Linked DNA regions of Homo sapiens: region 2 is linked to region 1. Evidence: chromatin loops called from intact Hi-C (ENCODE). Cell type or tissue: heart right ventricle. All regions are shown on one strand. Each heading gives the region's core, and the rest is flanking DNA. Links, peaks and the distances in the headings are about the cores only. Region 1 has its middle 16 kb from the start of MTMR12. Region 2 overlaps MTMR12 (myotubularin related protein 12).

Evidence for each region. A loop is a pair of places that touch in the nucleus more often than their neighbours do. Peaks named below come from ENCODE experiments on the same cell type or tissue, not always from the same donor. Only the 100,000 strongest peaks of a DNase experiment are listed, where the experiment ranks them.
Region 2: it touches region 1 in a loop (2.1-fold over the local background); 32 of 110 quality-filtered maps call a loop at or near these places.

Annotation. Positions count from the first base shown.
Region 1 is chr5:32,324,448-32,332,559 of GRCh38, reverse strand. No RefSeq gene overlaps it. Among named protein-coding and RNA genes, the nearest start is that of MTMR12, 16 kb to the right of the region's middle. In heart right ventricle, for the core only: a CTCF peak has its summit at 2,996 (motif pointing right); a DNase peak (open chromatin) is centred at 3,019; H3K27ac peaks cover 604 bases.
Region 2 is chr5:32,271,328-32,279,439 of GRCh38, reverse strand. MTMR12 (myotubularin related protein 12) reads left to right here. Exons shown (of 16, transcript NM_001040446.3): 2 at 2,698-2,758; 3 at 5,318-5,460; 4 at 7,535-7,607. Among named protein-coding and RNA genes, the nearest start is that of MTMR12, 38 kb to the left of the region's middle. In heart right ventricle, for the core only: no CTCF peak of the experiment used is centred there; a DNase peak (open chromatin) is centred at 4,679; H3K27ac peaks cover 3,596 bases.

The DNA of each region.
Region 1 (8,112 bases), core at 1,008-6,007:
TTTTCCTACTTAATAGTGAATTAATTAATAATTCTTAAATAATGATGACTTAATAATTCTCTTTTTTTTAAAGCTGTAAGCTGGGCACAGTAGTGCATGCCTGTAAGTCCCAGCCATTCGGAAGGTTGAGGCAGAAGGATGGCTTGAGGCCAGGAGTTCAAGACCAGCCTGGGCAACATAGTGAGACATTGTCTCAAAATAAAATATAACATAAACTTTAAATTTAAAAGGCGTAAAACTTATCCTAAGGATAAATTGCAACATGCTTAAGGATAAATTGCAAACTTTTTAGCATGGTATTCAAAGCCCCATCAACTGTGGCTCCAACCCGTCCTTCTTGTCTTGTCTTTGACTTCTCCCTGTGTTATAACCAACAGTAACCTCCAGAGCAAAGTCCTTGCTCTCACCTCCCCACATATATGCATGTCCTGCTTTTTTTCTGAGTTCAGCCTCACAGACCTTTGTGAGATGCTTCTTCTCTGACCGAGTGTGACAGAGTCTTTCCTCTGGGATGGGGAAAGGTGTTGTCTTGGTGACATGAAGAGACCAGTAAAAAAGGAGAACAGAGCTTTCTAAAAATGAATGGATTACTTCTCTGCCCCTACGTTGTTCCAAACTGAGTTTCTCTTGTCATTTTCTTTTCAGTTGATGTCGTCTCACATGAGGTGAGAAAATAAATGGACTCCTCCCGCTCCCCGCCCCCTTTCTGGCTCCCAGTTCAGCTAAGCCATAAAACTTCTTTTCAGACAACTTAAACGTGTGTAAGATATTTGCAGTGTCTGAGGTTGCCTTGTTTGGTGCTGTACTTGGCTGCTCTCAGAACCCGTTCCAGAGGCCAGGTGAATGAATGGTGAATAGACTCCAGTGTTCTGGAGGGAGGTAGGGGGACAGGGAAATGGCTGATCATGAACAACGCCCAAGCAGAAAAGTTAGTCTATAAAATACAGAGATGTTTCTTTGCAGCTTAACAATTTCTATTCCTTATGTTCTCTTTTTTACCTTTGGACAAAAAGGATTTTTAAAAAAATTGTTTGATTACATTTTAACCTTGAGGCAGATGACCTTTACAAATATTAAACAGTGGGCCTTTCACAACCTCCGGGTTCTTTTACAGCCACCTGAACAATAAGCCCTTCAGCTCTTCAGTGAGTAGGAACGGTTAGCCAAGCCCAAAACAGGTCTAACTGCACTTTAAGCAAAGATCCAGTATCCCAGCAGGGAGGCACGCCTGGCCTGTTTTTATTTGAGAAGGTTCTCCCAACCCCTAAGTCAGCAACAGCTTCCTTCTTTCTAAGATCATTAGGCTCCAAACACCAGCAGCCCTCCTCTGCGGAAAAGAGGCGTCTTCTCATTCTTCTTCCAGGTTTTCAAACCCTATTCAGCCCTGAACAAAATTTGGAAGGAAGAGAAGATTGTCTCAGTGTCATCTTCCTTCAACTTGAAGAACAGACAGCCTGGTTGTTCTCACCCTTCCCTGATCAGCTCAGCCCAGCCAGAAATTCTCAGATCTAAACTTCATGCTTTGATCTCAGATAAAATCCAGAAGAACACATTATTTTTATTTGTGATGCGCAGCCTTTGTTTGATTGAATGACATGTAAAGCATTTAATTGTGTCAATCTTAATAATTTGAGACATCAACAAGCTTCTTCATTCCTCCCTCCTGGATGGAGATCATCCCTAAGTCAGATGCCTGAACTTGACCTCTATTATCCTGGAATGAGTCAAGAGAAATTTAAATGGGGAGCACAACAGGTTTTTCTAGCTGCTACTTCCCTCTCCTACATCCCAACTCTCTTCCCTCCCAACATGACCAGGCACACATACACATACACGCACCATGAGGGCTCTGAGCCAGGAGAGAGACAGGTCTGGAAAGAGCGCAGGGAGAAGGAGGTAGTGTCATTCCACTTATCACCTCCCCACAGTTTGCCTGTCATTTGGGGGATATGAGAGAAGAAGGGGCCTGAGTCCTGCACCTCTGTCTGAGAGTTTTGTAGCTGATGGACCTCCTGACCAACTCCCTCGACCCTGCCACACACGCACGCACACACATACTTGCATGCACACACACACACACATGCATACGCATGGTATGGAGTGGTTGAAATGGAGCCATGGTCTTTCCAGGTGCTGCAGAGCTTGTCTCTATGTCTCCCAAGTTTTCCACGGCCCTCAAGTGAGACACAGCAAGTAATTAGGAGAGAGAGCCAAGGTGCAACTGGGAGGCCGCCCAGCAGAGGAAATGAGCACACCGGTTCAAGGACATGGCATAAGCCAGCCAAAGGGTGAGAAAGGACTTAGCTGCATCTCTGAGGAAGCAGCGAGCTGCACGGGAGCAGGAAGGAGTGATGGCAGGCCTGAGTTAGCACCCTCCAAGCCAAGCACCTTCCCTGCCAAGGAATGGACAAGCCCAGCCCTGGGACCCAAGTCAGGGAGATGGGCAACCCCACCCATCCCATCCCAAATAGAGGCTCTGCGCACTCCTAGAGCCTTCAATTCAGCCCAAAGGGGAGAGGGAGGAAAACAGAGAGAGGAGCTGGAAATGAACTGTGACTGGCTCATAAGGCCTGGATTGACAAAGAAAAAGCTCAGAAATAACCACATTCAGTTGCCTACATCAGACCACTTGGCTTAGAATCAAGGTTCAGAAGTTACATGGTCGGAGTAAGTGTCAGGGTGGCACTGACCAGCACTGTGATCCTGGGCGAGTTGTTTTACTTCTCTGGGCCCTGTGACCCCACCTTCAAAATGAGTTTTCTCCCAGCCCTGGGAGTTACAGTTCTATAGCGCCCAGGTGGCCTGCAGCTCAAGCCGAGTTTCCACTCCATGCCTGATGTGGTTGTGGGCCCAGTAAGTGTGCCCAGAGGAGGCCTGGTGACAGAGGGCAGGGAAGGACCAGGCCCAGCCTCCTTTGTCATTTTCCTTTATGCTGTGCAGCTACGTGGGAGAATTTCCCAGTCTGTGCTGAGAATACCTTTCTTGCCACCACTTTTGAAATCGTCCTGTAGAGGGCACAGTGTCCTCGTCCCCGCGGCTCCCATGGTTCAGTCAAGTCCTGAAGGCTTTTCTGTCCATCTGCTGATCTACTCAAAGCACTGAGGACGGCACTTTGGGAACAGGGCATATTGGGGAGCGCAGGAGGGGACTTTGACCGTGAGGAGCTCGCAGTAGCTCTCAAGAAGAAAAGACACGGACCTATACCAGTCAATCCGAGACATATTCACGTGGACAGACTAAGATAGCAAACAGATTCTAGATGCTTAAGAATTCAGAAAGAGGCCGGGCATGGTGGCTCAGGCCTGTAATCCCAGCACTTTGGGAGGCCGAGCCAGGCGGATCACCTGAGGTCAGGAGTTCAAGATCAGCCTAGCCAAAATGGTAAAACCCCATCTCTACAAAAATACAAAAATTAGTCAGGCATGATGGCGAGTGCCTGTAATCCCAGCTACTCGGGAGGCTGAGGCAGGAGAATCGCTTGAACCAGGGAGGCAGAGGTTGCAGTGAGCCGAGATCACGCCACTGCACTCCAGCCTGGGTGACAGAACAAGACTCCATCTCAAAAAAAAAAAAAAAAAAAAAAAAAAGAATTCAGAAAGAGGGCAGGGCGTGGTGGCTCATGCCTGTAATCCCAGCACTTTGGGAGGCTGTGGCGGGTGGATAGCTTGAGGCCAGGAGTTCGAGACCAGCCTGGCCAACATGGCGAAACCCTGTGTCTACTAAAAATACAAAAATTAGCCAGGTATGGTGGTACACATCTGTAATCCCAGCTACCTGGGAGGCTGAGGTGGGAGGATCGCTTAAACCTGGGAGGCGGAGGTTGCAGTGAGCCGAGAACACGCCACTGCACTCTAACCTGGGCAACAGAGCAAGGCTCTGTCTCCAAAAAAAAAAAAGAATTCAGAAAGAGTCTAACTCTAGACCACTTCCAACAGTCTCTAAGGAAGATATTAAAAGAGCTGGTAGCACTGAGAGTAGACATTTGGATGGGATGACTTGGCGACCCACGCCAAGACAGGCAGAAACAGAAAATGGTAAAGTTCTTGGTAAAGGCTCATGTTTTAATGTTAAAATTTAGATTATTTTAATTCCTACTATAAAATGGCTAATATTATCTTATACAACTTTCACCTCAGTTAAAAAAAGCTACACTGAGACAGCAAAAAAAATTAATTTATTTACTGTTGGGGCTAGGAAATAATTCTCATGGCTCAAAATCCAAAAGTTTAAAAAGGGCATTTTTTTTCCAATAATTTCTCCAAACACCCAGTTTCCTTTTGTTTGTTTGTTTGTTTGTTTGTTTGTTTGTTTGTTTGTTTTGAGAGAGAGGCCTACTCCGTCACCCAGGCTGGAGTGCAGTAGTGTGATCTAAGTTCATTGCAACCTCCACCTCCTGGGCTCAAGCAATCCTCCTGCCCCAGCCTCCCAAGTAGCTAGGACTACAGGCATGTGCCACCACGCCAGGCTAATTTTTGTATTTTTTGTAGAGATAGGGTTTCACAATGTTGCCCAGACTAGTCTTGAACTTCTGAGCTCAAGCGATCCACCCACCTCAGCCTCCCAAAGTGTTGGGACTACAGGCATGAGCCGCCGTGGCTGGCCCAGTTTCCCTTTCTTTTCTTTTTTTTTTTTTTTTTTGAGATGGAGTCTCACTCTGTCACCCAGGCTGGAGTGCAGTGGCGCGATCTCGGCTCATTGCAAGCTCTGCCTCCTGGGTTCATACCATTCTCCTGCCTCAGCCTCCCGAGTAGCTGGGACTACAGGCGCCCGCCACCACGCCTGGCTAATTTTTTGTATTTGTAGTGAGACGGGGTTTCACTGTGTTAGCTGGGGTGGTCTCAATCTCCTGACCTCGTGATCTGCCCACCTCGGTCTCCCAAAGTGCTGGGATTACAGGTGTAAGCCACCACGCCTGGCCCCAATTTCCCTTTCTAAAAGCAATGAATGTTATAGTTCCCTTTGTATATATCCAAAGACGTTCTATGCAAATATAAAGAGATAGGTACCACTGTGGGAGGCCGAGGGGGGAGGATCACCTGAGGTTGGGAGTTCAAGACCAGCCTGGCCAACATGGTGAAACCCTGTCTCTACTGAAAAATACAAAAATTAGCTGGGCATGGCGGCATGTGCCTGTAATTCCAGCTACTCAGAAGCTGAAACAGGAGAATCATTTGAACCCGGGAGGTGGAGTTTGCAGTGAGCCAAGATCGTGCCATTGCACTCCAGCCTGGGCAACAGAGTTAGACTCTGTCTCAAAAAAAAAAAAGAAAAAGAAAAAGAAAAAAAGAGATACATGTAGTCTATAATCCACCCGTTTTTACAGATGCATACTGCTCTGCCCCTTGCTTTAATCACTCACTGTATCTTGGCTTTCATATAATATATGTCAACACTCTAAACACGTTATATTTATTAACTCATTCAATCCTGTGAGGTAGTTCCCATTATCATCCTCACAACCACTTTTATAGGTGAGAAAATTGAGGTCCAAGAAGATAAATGCATCATTAAGGGTCACATATTTAGTAACTGGTGGAGGCAGGACTTGAACCTAGGCAGTCTGAGTCCAGAATATCTGCCTCCAACCATGAAACTTTACAACCTTTACACATGTATATCTGTAGGCTAAACTTTTAGAAGTCAAAGCCCTGAGATGGTTTATTTATTTATTTATTTTGGAGACAGAGTCTTGCTCTGTCACCCAGGCTGGAGTGCAGTGGCCCAATCTCAGCTCACTACAACCTCAGCCTCCTGGGTTCAAGCAATTCTCCTGCCTCAGCCTTCCAAGTACCTGGGATTACAGGCACACACCATCATACCTGGCTAATTTTTATGTTGTCCAGGCTGGTCTCAAACTCCTGACCTCAAGTGTTCCCCTCAACCTTGGCCTCCTGAATTGCTGGTATTACAGGCATGAGCCACTGCACCAGGCCGTGAGACAATTTTTGATGTACATTGCAAAATTACCTTTCCTCTTGTCCCATCAGTTGACACTCACACCCTAATGGATGAGAGTCCTCATTTCTGCAGTCCTCACTGAGGACTCACTTAATATTGTAGTGTCAGTGGTTGGTTAGGTGCTCGTGATAAAGGAGACCATCCCTGCTCTTGAGAACTTCCAGTCTTATTAGGAGAGGCTAAGAGGTGAGTCACAGTGACCACTGGTAACCCCTACTTGATGAATAAACCAACCAGGTCATTAACTTGTGCTTTGAAGAAGGCAGAATACAGATCACAAAGAGTAGGCTCCTCAAGTCTCCCACCATGCGACCAGCTTAGGTTGTGTATTTTTTGAAACAGCAAAAAAATGAAAGCAAACAAACAAAAATCAATAAATCACCACAAAGTCTTCCCAGCAGGCCCTCATATTATGACACCACAAGATTAAGAACAATCCAAATGCTTTTTCATCCAGGTCTGCTCCTCACCATCTTCACAGGAGGGCTGAAAGACCCTTTGTTGCAGTAAGAGGCTAAGAAATTTTCTAGTTCCAGTGAAAGAAGAGAGAAGTCTGCAGACACCAGACCATTTGCTAAAGGTGAATTTTGGCAAGAGGCATTTTAGTCCTTGAATATATATACAAATTATATATACATAAAAACAGGTCCTAGTTTGTATCCACTTAAAAGTGCAGGCAGGAGGCCCGGTGCAGTGGCTCACGCCTGTGATCTCAACACTTTGGGAAGCCAAGGCCAACAGATTGCTTGAGCCTAGGAGTTTGAGACTAGCCTGGCCAACATGCTGAAACCCTCTCTCTATAAAAATTAAAAGAAAAGAAAACTGCAGGTCTAACCAGGGTGCTAGAGTTTTGGTTTCTGGTTTTTTTTTTTTTTTTTTTTTTTTTGAGATGGAGTTTCGCTCTTGTTGCCCAGGCTGGAGTGCAATGGCACAATCTCGGCTCACCACAACCTCCACCTCCCAAATTCAAGTGATTCTCCTGTCTCAGCCTCCCGACTAGCTGGGATTACAGGCATGAGCTACCACGCCTGGCTAATTTTTGTATTTTTAGTAGAGACAGGGTTTCTCCATATTGGTCAGGCTGGTCTTGAACTCCTGACCTCAGGTGATCCATCCGCCTCAGTCTCCCAAAGTGCTGGGATTACAGGTGTGAGCCATCACACCTACCTAGAGTTTTAATTCTTGCTTCTGTGCTGAGTCAGTCACTGGCCTCTCTGCGTTTCATCTAATGAATGCCATTTCACTCACTCAGGTGAAAATATTTATTAAATTCCTGCTATGTGCTAAGCACCTGTTAGATACATATGAGTAAGACACACAAATAGGCTGCTTCAAGTGACTCCCAAGAGGAGGAAATGCAACTGGCTATGCTTCAACCATCTGCCACAGTAAAATGCTCCTCGCCACAGCTGGGAGTGTGCTGCTGCCTGTCAGTTTCAGTTGTCTGTGGGAAGAAATGGAGCTGCCTTTGGTCTGGCATACATTTCTACGTGAGCTAAGATTTGTTCCTATTTATAATTCTCCAAGAAAGCTTAGGGAAGCATTAAGAGAAAGAAATGTTCATGAAGTATTTTCTGTAAAGTAAAATATTTCAAAGTCCAGGGGCTTCCATCCGTGTTTATGAATAGATGGAAAATTATTTGACCTCAGCATACAGGAATTTGTCAATCAGTTGGGAGACTCTCCCAAGGAGATTTGACCCCACACCCTAAAGACCAAGTAAAAATATGCTGATAGCTGGAGAACCTTAAAAGCAAGATGGAAAAAAATATAAATAAATAAATAAAAAGCAAGATGGAAGCAGATCTCAGTTTGTCCTCTGTACTCATTCCATTTCTGTTTTTCTTTCTTTCTTTTTTTTTGTGAGACGGAGTCTTACTCTGTCGCCCAGGCTGGAGGGCAGTGGCACGATCTCGGCTCACTGCAAGCTCCGCTTCCCGGGTTCACGCCATTCTCCTGCCTCAGCCTCCCGAGTAGCTGGGACTACAGGCGCCCGCCACCAAGCCCGGCTAATTTTTGGTATTTTTAGTAGAGACAGGGTTTCATCGTGTTAGCCAGGATGGTCTCGATCTCCTGATGTCGTGATCCGCCTGCGTCGGCCTCCCAAAGTGCTGGGATTACAGGCGTGAGCCACCGCGCCTGGCCCCCTTTCTG
Region 2 (8,112 bases), core at 2,095-7,094, 54 kb after region 1:
GGTTAGTAACTTTTTTTTTTGAGACACGGTTTTGCTCTGTTTCTCAGGCTGGAATGCAGTGGTGCAGTCATGGCTCACTGCAGCCTTGACCTCCTGGCCTCAAGTGATCTTTTCACCTCAGCCTCCCAGGTACCTGGGACTTCAGGTGTGTACTACCATACCTGGATGATTTTTTAATTTTTTTGTTTGTTTGTTTTGTAGAGATGAGTCTCACTCTGTTTCCTAAGCCCGTCTCAAATTCCTGGGCTCAAGCAGTCCTCCCACCTCGGCCTCCCAAAGTGTTGGGATTGTAGGTGTGAGTTGCTGTGCCCAGCCATAACTTACTTTTTTTTTTTTTTTTTTTTTTTTTTTTTTTTTTTTTTTGAGACAGAGTTTCGCTCTTGTTGCCCAGGCCGGAGTGCAAAGGCACAATCTCGGCTCACTGCAACCTCTGCCTCTCGGGTTCAAGTGATTCTCCTGCCTCAGCCTCCCGAGTAGCTGGGATTACAGGCATGCACCAACACCCCGGCTAATTTTGTATTTTTAGTAGAGACGGGGTTTCTCCATGTTGGTCAGGCTGGTCTGGAACTCCTGACCTCAGGTGATCCGTCCACCTCGGCCTCCCAAAGTGCTGGGATTACAGGCGTGAGCCACCACACCTGGCCAAGAATTTTTAAATTACCAAAACAGTCGTAGCTTTTAACATGCAGGAATAGTTCCTCTTGCTTAAGCCCCAGACCAGTACATCAGAATCATCTGGGGAGCTTTTTACAAAATCAGAGAGCCAGCCTGCATCCCTGCACTATAAGTCCGCAGGCTTATGGGTGCCAGAGAGTGTTTAGATAACAAGCTTCCCACGTGATCTGACCACACTGCCTCAGAGGGACTTGGTTTACTGGCATCTTAGTCACCTCCAATTTATACCATGCTCAAAAATGAGTTCTCAGGAAAAGCCCTAACATTCTTCTTCAGCCTCAAGATAGGCTGTACCCAAGTTTCTTCTAATGCCATATTTCAGTCTGAATTAACAAATTCAGAAAATTTCCCACCCAGGGCCTTCTACCAAAGAAAAAAAAAAATCTGATTTTATTTGTTGACAAAACTGGTTGTGTCTTGTAGAATTTTTCACAGTCAGAATTTGACTGATTATATCCCCACTGTATTATTTGACATGTTTCTCTGTCCCAGTGTTTCTGATACATTGGCTGATTGCTGTGGAAGTTCAAGGAGACTGAGGTTAGATATTTTGGCAAGAACACTTCCTGGATGGTGTGGCACACTTTATTAGGAGGCCCATGGTGCCTCTCTTTGTTATGTTAACAGCCATATATGATCATTGCTTTGGTCTATTCATTCATTCATGTTTGTAATTAATTATCTTTGAATATCCCATAAATACTGAGCCCCAAGTAGAGGCATTTGAATATATTTTTACTGAGAAGCAGTGACCCAGAAACTGGCCTTGATTCTCTGTTAGAAATGACTGTATCCCTTGGCACTGTCTTGTGGTTTTAGGTAACTTTGAATGGACAAAGAATGTCCCAGCTCTCTTTACTGAGCCCTGGTGTGCTGTAGATTAGCTGGATCAATACTGACTTGATACATTCATGTTTTCCTATTCTTACCTTTGGGCCTTATTTATGTGTCCATATTCTTTCAAGAACACATCATCTTTTGCTTTCAACCCTTGATCCTCACTGGAAGGAGAGGGGATCATGCTGTGGCGTGTTGTCTCTTTTCTTTCTTTCTTTTTCTTTTTTTTTTGAGACAGAGTCCCACTGTTACCCAGGCTGGAGTGCAGTGGCATAATCTCGGCTCACTGCAGCCTCTGCCTCCCGAATTAAAGTGTTTCTCCTGCCCTAGCCTCCCAAGTAGCTGGGATTACAGGCACTCACTACCATGCCTGGCTAATTTTTGTATTTTTAGTAGAGACGGGGTTTTGCCATGTTGGCCAGGCTGGTTTCGAACTCCTGACCTCAAGTTATCTGCCCATCTCGGCCACCCAAAGTGCTGGAATTACAGGTGTGAGCCACCACGCTGGGCCATCTCTTTTATTTCAGATTCTGTGTTTGAGCAGCCTTGCTTTGCTATGTGACACTTCAAGTTGTTCCTTAGATAAGGAGAGATAAGGAGTGCCCACCTCACCCCCTCTACTTGGGACAGCTACTAGTTATCAGTCCTAAATAATTAGTTTAATACATTAAATATCCATAACTTGGAGTTTTCTGTCTTCCTTTAGTTAGAACACTTCCTGTTTTTAAAAAGTATCTAGCTTGGGCCAGGCATGGTGGCTCACGCCTGTAATCCCAGCACTTTGGGAGGCTGACGCGGGCAGATCACAAGGTCAAGAGATCAAGACTATCCTGACCAACAAGGTGAAACCCCATCTCTACTAAAAATACAAACAATTAGCTGGGCGTGGTGGCACACGCCTGTAGTCCCAGCTACTTGGGAGGCTGAGACAGGAGAATCACTTGAACCTGGGAGGCAGAGGTTGCAGTGAGCTGAGATCGTGCCACTGCACTCCAGCCTGGCAACAGAGTGAGACTCCATCTCAAAAAAAAAAAAAAAAAAAAAAAAAAAAAAAGTAGCTTGTAACATAAACGAAAAGCTCCTGAGGGTATGTGATATTTTAGTGTGTATTCTGAAAGCATGGCTTAATGTTATTCATTTTAAACCCTTAAACAAAGAAAAATATCCTTTGCTCTTCTCTTTTAGGAAATTCACACAAACGAAAAGGAAGTAACAGAGAAGGAAGTAACTCTTCACTTGTTGCCAGGTAACTGTCATGTTAGCATAGTAACTCCTATGCAAGGCAAAGCCAATGATAAATTACATCATCCCTAGCCTTGCTATATTTAAACTCCTTTGTTTTCATCTTCTCACATATAACAGTAATGAATTGAAAAAACATATCAAGGTTTGTAGTTCAATAACTACACACCTGGGTCTGAGTATTACAACATCTGCAAAGAATTTTTCTTGTTTCCTCTTCCCCCAAACTGATGAAAATAAACCTGGAATGTTCTCACTGCTTTCACAAGCAAATGAGGACTTTTTCAGGCCATTCTAATGGCCTCTTCCAGTATGCTGATCCCCAATCTGTAGGGAATTGAGGAAAACAATTCAACTGCTATGGCCTCCCAAGGCAACCATTGGTGGGTGGCTTTACCTCTCAGTCCATACCCACTTGTGCATGTGAGCACGTGTACTGGGGATGCTGGGGTTTACCAGCCTTGGGGCTGCCAGCACTTCGCCCTGCAGTCATTGCGAAGGAGCCTGGATTGGTTAAATATTTTTGAGGTAGAGGACAGTGACTTTAGCTTAAGTTAAGTTTTAGTCATTTCCATGTTCAGGAGTAGTAACTACTTGGTGGTGTATCCTCTCCATATATGGGATATTCTGTGATCCATGTATTTAATTCTTTTTCTACTTTCTTTTTCTTAATTCAAAATAGCTTTTTTAAAATAAGTTCTTTAAGGTACATTTCCCCAAAACAATACAGGCTTTATTCTGTTGCTTTTTATTTTATTCCAGTTTATTGAGGGGATATAAATCTGTGCAAGTTTCTGACTGATCCACGTTATTTGGTAAAAGAATTCTATAACTTTTTTTGATGTTTTTAAATGTCAAAGGCTTTTTTTCTATAGTGATGACTTAAACCTTATCTCCTCTTGTTTTTCTCTTCTTGGTGTTATAGATTCAGAAATTTTATTTTTAGCTTAGCATTATGCATATTCTCCCCCCTCCTGAATTACTTCACAGTCTCATCTAGGTGTGGGTGTGCAGCGGTGAGTTCACAGTTAACTTCTCTGAGCCTAGTTTCACAAACTAGACAAAGATCATTTCTAGCTCCCAACTCTTGTGCTTCTAGACTCTGTGATCTGGTATAAACCAGCTGATTATGGCACAACATGCCATGTTTGCAGAGGGCCTCACCAGGAATGTTGTATTAGCTAGTGCATGCTAATTTCTGGTCGCTAGTACATGAGCATGGGACGGGGCTGGCCTGGTCTTGGGGAGAGCCTCACCATTAAAAGTATTTCACCATTAAAAGTATTGGGAGGTGAAAGCACAGGAAGCCTTGCTTACATGTCTTCCCCCATGGACTTGGCAGAGACACTTTTTCTGGGACTATTTTAAACCCTAATGAGGCCCTGTCTTCATTATTTCCTTCAAACTGTGATCTCTTGAGAGGCTGACCTAGTGACTGAGCCATCTTCCGGTATTTCCTTAGTGTTTCAGCCAGAGGTAATTAACCCCTTGAAAGATGAGAGAACAGCACCATAATATTTGTCCCTTCTGAGTGTCTGAAACTGTTCGTTTTCATATTGAAGGTAGACTAAATAAATTTTGAGCCAAAAAGTAAATTTAAAGACCTTGAAGGAGCTATCAAGTGGGAGATTCCAAGGAGAAGATGGTTATCTGTTGCATGAGAAGAAAAATCCTTTGGGTTTTTTTTGTTGTTGTTGCAAAACATTTATACTTAGTTTTTCATTTCCCCCATAGTCTTCTCTTTTGCCTGCCCCCGTGAGCTCCTCTGCTTCCAGATGGCAGAGAATACTGACCTATTCCCTAATCCTCATCTTTTTGACTGCAAGGAGGGATACTTTCTGTCTCCAGGGGCTGCAGCTTCTCACGTCGGCTGGGTGCTGCAGATGGAGGAGGAGAGGTGACGCATTGAAAGGAAATACGCTTAACTAAGAAAGAGAGGAAACACGTTTTTTCCCCACAAACCTCTGACCTCTGTTTTCCCAGCGTGGAGCCAGAACGAGGGTGGTCATGCTGTGGAAGGCGGCAACACCTCCTGGATCTATGGAAGCTGCCTGGAAGTCCCATGGCCAGGGAGGCACTGTCACTCTCTCTCAGCACTTCCAGTATTAGAAGCTGCCCCCTCTCACAGGAAAGTGGGCTTGGGATCTGCGTTTTTTTAGGGCAGACTGGGGCAAGCCCATCTGTGTTCACTTAGGGTATTGCTTCTATGGAACATCTGCTTGGGTCAAAGTAATGAAAACACTAAGATTTCTGCGTGAAAGTGCAGCTCAGATCATTAGTACCTATTTGGAAATTTCCATTATTCCCAGTGAGAAGATAGAGAAATGTCCTGCACAGAGGTGTATCTGAGCCATTTCAATTTCACTTCTTGGTGGTTTCCACTCTGCCGCATCTTCTCTCTTATGTTTTTGCAGCTCCTGCCATGCTGAAAAGTGTAAAGTTCTAAAGCCCTGTGTTGTATTGTATGTTTGTCCTTATGTAAATAGGGCTGGAAAGCCTTTAGTGTTTGCATATCGTATGTTCCCTGAGAACTCTAAGGAGGACCTGTTTTGGTTTCTACCAGGTGAACAGCTGCTTTGTGAAGCCAGCACAGTACTGAAGTATGTCCAGGAAGATTCCTGTCAGCATGGGGTCTATGGGAGGCTTGTCTGCACAGACTTCAAGATTGCCTTCTTGGGTGATGATGAATCTGCATTGGATAATGATGTATGTATGGGCTGCATTTGGCAGAGTTTGTGGGCAACAGTGTGGTTGTGGTTCCGTTGTCTTTTTTTCCCAGCTTCTCAGTTACTCTACCCCCTAACACACATAAACACAAAGGACAGAAATCCTGAATGTATGAACTGCATTTGGTGAAGTTTGGGGGGAATAGCACAGTTGTAAAATAGCTCTGTTGTCTTTTTTCCCCCAGCTACTCAGTTACTCCACTTCCCATCATCCCCACCCTCCCCACCATCCCACATAAATACACACAAAGGACGGAGTCCTTCTCATCACTGGCCTGCTCTCTGTCGTTCAGGGTCTCCTTTCCGTGGCAGGACCGTTAAGAAATTTCTCACCCGTGCCTCATGTCATACTGGCTTACTTTTGACCTCATGTGTCAACTTTCAATTTTCTTCTGTATTTCAGTGCAATATATATCACTCACTGGAATAACATCTTCCAAATATACTAGTTCCCCACGTTTTCTCTATACTAAGCTCTTCCTTAAACCCAGGAACTGAGTTCAGTAATGAAACCGATGGTGAATGCAGCCTTTGAATTTGGGTTCACTCTGTTTTTGTTTTGTTTTTTATTTTTAATTGTTTTTGAGACAGAGTCTCACTCTGTCATTCAGGTTGGAGTGCTGTGGCGTAGTCGTGGCTCCAGTAATCCTCCCACCTCAGCCTCCTGAGTAGCTAGGACCATAGGCGTGTGACATTCACGCCTGGCTAATTTTGTTATTTTTGGTAGAGGCAGGGTTTTGCCATGTTGCCCATGCTGGTCTCGAAGTTCTGAGCTCAAGAAATCCACCCGCTTTGGCCTCTCAAAGTGCTGGGATTACAGACATGAGCCGCCTCACCCGGCTCACCTTATGTTTAATCTGAACCTAGTAGCAGTAGCCTTGTGAAATTTGTTCCTATTCATGAAGAATGAGCAATCAGGTAAGGAGAGAACTGCCCATACCACTAGGAGAGCACCATATGTTAGTGGAAACCCAACCAAGGCACATCCTGGCCCCAATGTGCCAACTGTCCCAGATCACCCTTGTTTTTTAAACAGCAGCACCAGTACTGCCTCTTCCATCTGGCCTTGGGCTTGGTTCATAGTCCTGTACAAAGAGAGCATTCACCAGAAACTTGAATCTCTTGTTCTTCCTGAAGCTGACTTCAGGTAGCTCTGTCAATCCCCTGTTCACATTTGTGTGGAGAAATGTTAACCTGTACATAACTTCCCCACACTTCTCAAAGTGATTGTGTGTGGCATGGTGGGTTTGCCTAGGAGGGGCCCAGAAATGGCATGTTCTGGACCACGCGCGGTGGCTCTTACCTGTAATCTCAGCACTTTGGGAGGCTGAGGCAGGTGGATTGCTTGAGCTCAGGAGTTCAAAACCAGCCTGGGCAACATGTGGAAATCATGTCTCTAAAAAAACACAAAAATTAGCTAGGAGTGGTGGAGTGTGCCTGTAGTCCCAGCTACTCAGGAGGCTGAGGTGCAAAGTTAGCTTGAGCCTGAGAGGTGGAGGTTGCAGTGAGCCAAGATTGCCCCACTGCACTCCAGCCTAGCCTGAGTGACAGAACTAAACCCTGTCTCAGAATGAATCTCAGGAGCTTTTCTCACATACTTCATCGTCCCTTTTTTAGGAATGTCGCTGCATTTCCCCATTTATTTTTATTTATTTATTTATTTATTTTTGAGACAGAGTCTCGTTCTGTCACCCAGGCTGAAGTGCAGTGGTGCGATCTCGGCTGGCTGCAAGCTCCACCTCCTGGTTTCACGCCATTCTCCTGCCTCAGCCTCCCGAGTAGCTGGGACTACAGGCGCCCACCACCAAGCCTGGCTAATTTTTTGTATTTTTAGTAGAGATGGGGTTTCACCGTGTTAGGCAAGATGGTCTCGATCTCCTGACCTCGTGATCCGCCCGCGTCGGCCTCCCAAAGTGCTGGGATTACAGGTGTGAGCCACTGCACCCGGCCCCCCATTTTTCTTAATATCCAAGTAGAGAATGGTGATTTACTCTGCCTATAAATGTCTAACAGTATGCAGAGGAGTCACAGTTGTTTCCTTTTGAATCTTCTAGGAAACTCAATTTAAGAATAAGGTTATAGGAGAAAATGACATTACACTCCACTGTGTTGATCAGATTTATGGAGGTAAGTATCTGTTTTTCCCTGGGGTGTTGGCAACCTTTGAGAGTATAGGTGATAATGATAATAATATTTTTATGACCATTTATAATTTTTAAAAATTTTTTCACATATATCATCTTGTTTAAATCTGTTTTATAGATGCTAAAATTGAGATGTAAAGTGGTTTATATAAGGTCACTTAGCTAGAGGAGTTTGGACCTGAACTTGGAACCTGTTCTTTTTAATACTTCACACGACACCATTATATGCTAGATGTTGATCAGACTTTTTGATATCAGAGTTAGCTGTGTAGGTTTTACTTTATAGGCTGCTCTGATAAAAAGGTCTGTTGTATTGCATTAAGATGTCTTTTCTGCTGACTAAACAAGCCTCTCCTGCCAAGCCTCTCTCTGTTCCACTTCCGAATGTTTTTGTATTCGGGGCATCTTCAGAAATCATTCAGTGATCATTTATGATGTTCTCCAGACTACTAGGTGCTGAGTGGGTCCACATTCTGGGACAGTAGGGG